Regions from separate parts of the Homo sapiens genome. Here region 2 is linked to region 1. Evidence: chromatin loops called from intact Hi-C (ENCODE). Cell type or tissue: gastrocnemius medialis. All regions are shown on one strand. Links, peaks and the distances in the headings refer to the core of each region. The heading gives the core; the rest is flanking DNA.

What was found. A loop is a pair of places that touch in the nucleus more often than their neighbours do. Peaks named below come from ENCODE experiments on the same cell type or tissue, not always from the same donor. Only the 100,000 strongest peaks of a DNase experiment are listed, where the experiment ranks them.
Region 2: a loop joins it to region 1, with 2.9 times the contacts of the local background. A loop is called at or near these places in 9 of 110 quality-filtered maps.

What each region holds. Positions count from the first base shown.
Region 1 is chr3:150,347,883-150,352,275 of GRCh38, forward strand. It overlaps LOC107986141 (a long non-coding RNA gene), which reads left to right. Exons shown (of 3, transcript XR_001740958.1): 2 at 1-537; 3 at 4,195-4,393. Among named protein-coding and RNA genes, the nearest start is that of LINC01214, 26 kb to the left of the region's middle. In gastrocnemius medialis, for the core only: a CTCF peak has its summit at 1,932; DNase peaks (open chromatin) are centred at 799 and 1,979; H3K27ac peaks cover 1,033 bases.
Region 2 is chr3:150,253,975-150,258,367 of GRCh38, forward strand. No RefSeq gene overlaps it. Among named protein-coding and RNA genes, the nearest start is that of LINC01213, 18 kb to the left of the region's middle. In gastrocnemius medialis, for the core only: no CTCF peak of the experiment used is centred there; DNase peaks (open chromatin) are centred at 667 and 1,697; H3K4me3 peaks cover 276 bases; H3K27ac peaks cover 2,336 bases.

The DNA of each region.
Region 1 (4,393 bases), core at 279-4,278:
CCCTGGGATATGCACCAGATCACATTCACAAGAGAACCTACCATGGGTGTGTCCAGCGTCACGCACAATTCTCAGTGAAACAGCTTAATCTCCACACTTTTCTGTCTCACAAGCAAATTAGGATGCAAGTGAGGTTGAAATTATCACAGGAATACATGTTATCCTATTTTAAAAAATAATTTTCAAATGCTGGCACTTCACTATTAATAACAACAATTTACTTGTGACAGCTGATAAGACACATTGATATTTCAATCCTGATTCACTCAGACCACCACCACTCCTATAAGTACCTCCAATCAGGGAACTTGTCAATCATAAAGTGGAAGTTGGTTTATGTTCTATTTCCTCCTCAGGGACAGGGCCCAAGTCTTGATCATCACTTTACATAAATCAGTGCCCAGGCTATTGCAGGGGTGCAATAACACTTATGTAAACCAAGGGAAAGGCACATAATATGCCTAGAATATCTCTAGAAGGATCCTCCAAGAAACTGCTAGCAGTGATTGTCCCTCAACAGAGAAACTAGGGGTTGAGGTGAGACACTTGATTTCACTGTTTTTTTTTGTTTGTTTGTTTGTTTGTTTACTAATTAAACTTTTTACCCAGTATTTTGTATTTTATTGGGTACATTAGAATATTTATTGAATGAATCAACACACAGATGAACGAACAAGCTATATCCAGGAACACAAGAGTTGACGCCCAAATATTTTTGTCTGTACCAACTTAACAGCAGTGGCTTTTTCCAACCCGAAGTTTCAAATCCTTCTGGTGACTCATGTCAAGTTGCGTGCGCCAAGTTAAGAGAGTGCTGACACTCTGACTCAGTGTGTACAGAAATTCTTGGCCAAGGAGGAGACAAAGAACTGTCACAAAGGCTAGACTTTATTGGTTCAGTTTTGATTCATTAATCAGAAGTGGAAATGCTCACAGTTTTTCTCCATATTAGATGTTGCTGTATCTTGTCTGTGAAGAGCAAGCGTGGTTACTTCTCAAGATAAAGCTCTATCCAAGATCCAGAAAAATGGCAATTCTTTAGAGAAAAAAAATCCATTTATCTCATGTCCCTAGTTTCATGTCTCCTTTCAGCTCCAGAGAGGTGGCTTACTGCAGTGAATTGAAGAGCACTGGCTTTGGGATCAGGCAGAACTGTCTAACTATCCTTTGTCTCAGAATTTGCAGTTGTATATAAACTGGGGACAAAGGTACCTACCTGACAAGGCTGCCATTAGGCTTAAATTAGCTAATATATTTAAAATCCCTGTAACATAGTGCTTAAAAAGTGGTAGCTATTATTCCTACCGTAAAATAGTTTTACAGCCCTTTTCATCCTTTAAATTGACTGAGAATCAACACCAGTCGTTGCTTTAAAACAAAGCTTTGAGGCTTTAAGTCTTACCTATAAGGTGCCACTACATTATAAGCTTAAGAACGTTTTGCCTCCTCCCATAATAAAAATATTCTGTGGTGTTTTTGACATGTTACTTCTTTTGCCTACAGTGTAAAGATTAGGAATAAGCTTGCTATTAATACTTCCAATATTCACTGTGTCATCTGTCTGACTGTCATAATCCTCAATCAATCACCTTTGTGCTAGCATCACTTTTTATCCAACCAGGTCAAGATCATGTAATTTGACGGCTGCTTAGGAATTTGTCAGCACTGTTATTTGAAGGGTGTTAGAAAGACACTGGCACTACAATCAGACTCTGTAGCAATATGCCATGCCAAAGGAATTTTTAATGAGGTGGATTTTTTTTTTTGAGTTGGGGGATCCCTTGTCCCCAACTCAAATTCATGCTTCAGTCTGGTTCCAAAAGAAACCAGACTTTTTGGAACCACAATCCCCAGATTCCTCAATGTTTGGCAAGTTTGCCAAGAGGTTCAAGCTGCCCTCTAGCTCATCTGGCTGCTGCTCTTGCCCAGGCTGTCTGATGACTTGCTGGGCCACCAGGGGCCCTGCCTTTCCCAGCATGGAAGTATGTGACTCTCCCCACACTCCCTGCGCCAACAATGCCAAGAATCAGAAACAAGGGCCGGGAGTGTTAGCAGGCCCCGCATGAGTGGCAGCTTAGAGGGCTTGCATTGTGCTTGGTGCACCAAGAGCAGATTGTTATTCTGCAGGCATGAATTAGAGCCTGGGCAGAAAGCACCATGGTCTTGCCCGGTGGTGTCTTGCTGCTGCTGGAGAAGTGAGAGGGCTGCGGTTGTACAGAATTTCTGCAGGCCATGTTCCAGGAATTGTCCTTAGAGGGCTCATCAGAAGTGGAAACATTTGCTTCTTGAATTCCAAACACCCTGAAATTCCATTAGTCTATTATTTTCCCCCTACCTTCCCCACTTCTCCTGCTGTGAAATGGCATCAATTCATTAACTCTGCTCAAAGGCGATTGTATTCTCATGACTTCAATGTATCATTTTAAATTTTTTATATTTTGCATAAGCTTTATTAAATACGTATCTAAGTTGGAATGATTATCCCCACTGTCTGTTCAGTTGTCATTCAGACAATACTTCCTGGCAGGTTAGCTACTACAGATTTAGCATAGTTACTGAAAGAATGAAGATGGTTGGATTTTATAGACCTTTTTGTAGACTATAGGGCTCTGAGGCGTCAATCCATGCAATGACTGCCTCTTTCCTCCAGGTATTGAAAAACACAACTCTTCGTGCTTTCTGACTGGCATGAACCCATAACAACTAGATTTAATTGTGTAAAAGATCTCAACTTCAAAGTCAGCTAAAAAGGCCTACAAAACCATCCATTATACTGCAAAGTTAAACGATCACTGTTTTTCAAAGTCTTCCTGATTTCTCTGCCAACAGAGATGTGCTAGAACCAATATTACCCTCTTCTGGTGGTGGGGTGCTGAATGGCTTTGCAACAACAGAAACTAAATACATCTGGGCAAACTGAATGGCAGGAAATGGTGACCAATGAGATTTGCAGAGACCATTTGGGGGGAAGTTTTTAAAGGACTCAACATGCATATATCATCTCCCCTACCTCACCCTTCCTATTCCCCCTGCCCTCACACCCTCACACTGCCAAAGTGGAATTCAGTAGCATTGAAGGAATAAAAATATCCAGTGCAAAGGATTTCCTTTTTTTTTTGAGACAGAGTCTCGCTCTGTCACCCAGGCTGGAGTGCAATTGCACAAACTCAGCTCACTGCAACCTCCGCCTCCTGGGTTCAAATGATTCTCCTGTCTCAGCCTCCTGAGTAGCTGGGATTACAGGTGTGTGCCACCACGCCCAGCTAATTTTTGTATTTTTAGTAGAGACAGAGTTTCATTATGTTGGCCAGGTTGGTCTCGAACCCCTGACCTCAGGTGATACTCCCAAAGTCCTGGGATTACAGGCGTGAACCACCACACCTGGCATTGCAGAGGATTTTCTAAGATGGAGTCTGCAGCATTTTCCTTGGGGGGTCATTTACTCACTCCTGCCTCCCCAACCCCTATTCCATTCTGAGCCTGGAGTATCAAAGATACCAAAGGTATTGAAACTCTCCTCACACTAACTTATACGTCATGCGTCAGCCTCACCATTGCTGGGTGGGGATGGCAGGGAAGTATGCATGAATTTCTCTGAACCATTTTTCCGGTTCAAGCAAAAAGCAAAGGAAATGAAGGAATCTGTCTCATGCACAAAGCACAGACTATGATTCTCCTCTAAGACATGTGCCCACAAGTAGACTATCATTATTTGAGGTAACCTTGAGTATAATTAAAAACCTTTCAGCACTCTAGTCATATTTCCTGTCACAAGGACAAGATGATACACTGAGAACTGATCAGGCTTAACTGTACCAGCAATGAAAGTAAACAGGGCATTATATGAACATACTCCCCTGTATATACAATTGTGTATTGGCAAAAATTAACATCCTTCAACCACTCTTGGAAAATATACTTTATTCAAATGATTTTTAGAAGGAGCAGAATTAGGGAGATGTAGAAATCTTTCACTCATGCATTTGTGATCAATATTTTTTGAATACATAATACAGGATACATACACATTGTTGAGGAAATGAATAAATGGTTTCTATAACTCCCCATTTCTACTCCTAAACTTGTACACTTTAGTGGCCCAGTATTTTAGAGTACCATTGACAATCAGGCTCAATCAAAGGAAATGTAATCATAGTAGTAGCAGATTTTATTCTCTCTTTCTTTCTTACACAGTGCAAGAAAAAAATAATGTGAAGACTGGGGGAAAAACTGCTCCATGTAGCTTTTGTCCAGGAAGCCTGATGTGTGTTTCTTATGGCCTTCCCTCCCCTATTTAACTTGGATAAAGATGGCCTCTTTTGAGAAAATTCACTCACCAAAGCTCTAATGCCCGAGCTTATAAAAGGAGAGCTATATCACAAGTGGAAGATGA
Region 2 (4,393 bases), core at 144-4,143, 94 kb before region 1:
TCTTAGAATAATGCCTTTAACAGCTTAAAATAAATACATACATAGAATTATAAAATAATCCAATTATATTGAAATATGATTATCAAAACATTTATAAAAATCTGTGGTATAGTAATATAGGTGCTTATTAAGCACTATTTAACAAAATCTAGCAGCAGATCTAAAAACTACCATCACAGCAAAGTGATAAAAAAGGTAAAGATATTTCAAGATACCTGCAACAGCTAATACAATGTGAAAATGTTTATTTCTATTAGTGACAAAGTCCAAAGACTGCAAACACTGTTGTGGTTTGTTGCCTACATTCATAATGAAGGTAATGATGCATTTCAGTGAGAGTTCAGTAAAAGATGTAATTTTTTTTTCCTGTCCTGGAATGCCTGAGTTCTCTTCATGGACCCTAGGTTAATAACCCGTAGTCACATGAAGTGTTCTGAAAGTAGAAAGTTATGTAAATGCATTTATTTCCACCTCCTCCCACTACTAAGAAATGTTACATTTTCTCTGGGTCCTATTTTTTTTCTTTGCTCTAATTACTACCATTCTGGGAAGCTGTTGGAACAGTGCAGTAGGGTTGGCTACAGTGGAAGAGCTTAGTCAAAGTGTTGAAGTCACCATGTTAAAAATACCTTACTTGATGAAGTTGCAGACCTGTGCTCTCTGATCACGTGCCACACGTAGCACCATTATACCACGCTGTGATTTAACAACCCATGTCTGAGAGTCAGAAGCTCAGGGTTCTAGCTACAGCTTTGTCACTAAGCAGCTGTGTGACTGTGAAAAGGCCCCTTGACATTCCTGAGCCTTAGATTTTCATAACTAAAAAAAAAAAAAAAAATTGGAAAAGACCATCTCCCGTTTCAAGTTCTCACAATATTTGACTTTAAAACTTTGTAACTTCCATTGTATTTTGATGATGAGTGTATCCTTCCAGAAGAGTTCTTTAGCATCCAGAACAGACAGATAGGCTTACCTGTTGTCTAAAATAAAGTTTCAATCCCCTTTTTTGTCCCTGCCAGTCTCTCTTTTCCATTTTTCCCTCATCCTCTTTGTAAAACAAACGTGTTCTTTTCCTTAAAGCAACAGAACCTGAATTCTTCTGTTGGTTCTAAAGCAGAACTTAAAGTTTCTCTGGATCTTCTGTTTGTCACACGACTTCCCCAGTCACGTCTGAATGCCCAGGCCAGCCAGTGTCAATTTCAGTGTTGGTTCCAATGTTCCCAAATCTCCGCTCATAGAGCATTCTTCCTTCCTCTTTAGGTAAGCTTTCCTAGGTCTTAGGCAGGGATTTCTTAACTTTCTATGTGTTGCTTCACTGAACAAGGTAAAGTATTCTGTTCTCCTACTCACATAGAATTCACAGAGTAAATATTTCTCAGAGATTTTCCTTCCTAATCACGCAGCATTTTTAAACACTTGGCATTGTGCTCCGTTCAAGTTGTCGAGCCCAGATTCAGGGAGAGCCCAGAGCTTTTGGTGTCAGAGTGAACAGGAGTGCTGGGTGAATGAGGCGGCCTGGCAGGGACACCATAGGCCTGTTGGACCCTAAGAATACTGACAAGGCTGAAGAGAAAGACACAGAGGCAGCCTGCTCTTGGCAAGCCCAGGCAGGGTTCCCTTTGATGTGAAGTCTTGCTTGATATTGCTTTGTGTGTCTGCATTTGTCCTTGGCAGGCGGAAGGCAGTTCCTTTCCAACAATGAGGTGCCCTTGTGTATTGCTGCCATCCACCAAAACAGTGATGCATGCAAGCAGCTCCCAGGGTGATGAGGTAGGCAGAGTGAGGTTGAGGCTGGTGAAGGGGGTGGGGAGGACACTCAAGGAGAACCCAAGTGCCAAGGTGAAGATGTTAGCAAAGAAGCTGTGACAGGCCTGAAACTCTGCACCAGGGCTCTCAAAACATTTCACTGATTTCACCTTGAAGTAGGAACAATTTGAGAGGGATACAGAGTAATTAGGAGCAAAATGTTGAAAGTGATTTCTTTTGATTGAAATACAAAGAGGTTTAGAAATGCTGCCTGCAATTGCCTCAAGTTAGTCTGGGTCAAATACTAGCCTGTGAATGTTAATCATTACAGTTGGGTCTGTGGACATCATTAGTGCTGTTCTCTAAATATTTCCAGTTCCCCTTCCTCTCAAACACAAGGTAGATTGTATGTAATTCCTGGTCTCTTTGGTCAGAACCATGTGACTAGTTCTAGCCAATGAACAGAAGTGATGTGGGTCTCTTCCTGGCTGGAATATTGAATTATTGATGCAAGACGCTCCAGAACTCTTCCTCTCTGGAATGAGGGTCACTGGTATGGGGACTCTATTATGTCAAAGTCCTCCTGCCAACCCACATGGGAGAAGTAACATAAGCAAGAAATCAACATTTTTGGTTTAAAGCCACTGAGATTTGACTGTTGTTCATTATAGCAGCATAACCTAGATTATTGTTAACTGCTGCAGGCCCCAAAGACTCCTTTCCTTATCCAATTGCTCTCACAGAGATTAGATAGTGAAATGATCCTTGACTTCTTTGAGAAAGTACTCCTGCCTTATTTAAGCAAGGAGCTCTCACAGCCAGGGAATTTCTCCTAGGGAGTAGCACTGGAAGTCAACTGTCTGTGGTTGATTCTCAAAACCTCAAGCTTTGGGAAGCCCAAGATGTTGTAGATAAGAGCCATAATAGGTCCCAAGAAAGAAGCCAGAAGATGCTCGTTGAGTCTTGCTTAGCCTAAAAGAAGCCATGAGAGAAATTCACCAACAGACTGCGTTAAGTGTCTATTTGCATATATTTCTGGGGTCAGAGGTTGTAGTCCCTAAGCAGCTTTTAATGTAAGAGTGGAAAAAGTGAAAAAAGAAGAATATGGTTAGAGAAAACTCAGACTCTAAAGGACCTAGAAAGAATACTGGCTAAAAATCAGAAGAAACACAGTTTGTACTGAACAGAAAATAATTTGCAGCCCTGGTAAGGCACAGAAGAACGGACATTGATTGGCGCTTCCTGTGAGGAGCGTGAGAGCTGCAATTAATCCGGAAATGCTTCAGGGAGGTGTTGTTTTAAAGAACGACTTGACATTTAGAGGGAAAGATAGAATGGTGGGTCAGAAGAAGGACAGGCAATACAGCCTGCAGCCCTTCCTGGAAAAGGACTCAGATACAGGTCAAGGTGGCTTTACAAATGGTTTTTTTGTTTGTTTGTTTGTTTGTTTGTTTGTTTGTTTGTTTGTTTGTTTTGAGGCACAGTCTCACTTTGTCACCCAGGCTGGAATGCAGTGGCATGATCTTGGCTCACTGCAGCCTCTGCCTCCTGGGTTTAAGCAATTCTCATGCCTCAGCCTCCCCAGTAGCTGGGACTACAGGTGGGCGTCACCACACCTAGCTAATTTTTGTATTTTTAGTAGAGATGGGGTTTCACCATGTTGGCCAGGCTGGTCTCGAACTCCTGGCCTCAAGTGATCTGTCTGTCTCGGCCTCCCAAAGTGCTGGGATTACAAGTGTGAGCCACTGTACCTGGCCAGATCAAACTTCTATAATGACCATTTGTAAGCCAGTCATGGTGACTGACACCTGTAATCCCAGTTCTTTGGGAGGCCAAGGTGGGTGGATCACTTGAGGCCAGGAGTTTGAGACCAGCCTAGCCAACATGGTGAAACCCCATCTTTACTGAAAATACAAACAATTAGCCAGGTGTGGTGGCAGGCACCTGTAATCCCAGCTATTCGGGAGGCTGAGGCAGGAGAATCACTTGAATCCGGGAGGCAGGGGTTGCAGTGAGCCAAGATCGCGCCATTGCACTTCAGCCTAGGCAACAAGAGTGAATCTCTGTCTCAAAAAAAAAAAAAAAAGTTTGATCTGAGGGACTCAGTGGGGTGTTACATTTTCAGGTAAGTTGAGAAGAGAAAAGTCAGGTGGCCTGAGGTGGACTGATAAGAGAAAGAATTTTTAAAATAACTAATGCTGGCCGGGTATGGTGGCTCACACCTGTAATCCCAGCACTTTGGGAGGCTAAAGCAGGAGGATGATTTGAGACCAGGAGTTGTAGATCAGCCTGGGCAACATAGTGAGAGTCCATCTCTAAAACAGTAATAATCATAAATGAGCCAGGTATGGTGTAGCTCATCTGCAGTCCTAGCTACTTGGGAGGCTGAAGCAAGAGAATTGCTTGAGCCTGGGATTTCAAGGCTGCCGTGAGCTAGGATCACACCACTGCACTCCAGCCTGGACAACAGAGCAAGACCTCATCTCTAAAAATAAAAATAAAAAATAAAAGTAACTAATGTGAATAGAAGTAGTCCAGGCAAAATGCTTCAGGAAAGGGCAACAGGCCAAAGTGACAAAATATGATATCAGCAGAAGCATTAATACCTGGAATGAGGGTGGCTTTGGGACCTGAGATGCCAAGAAAG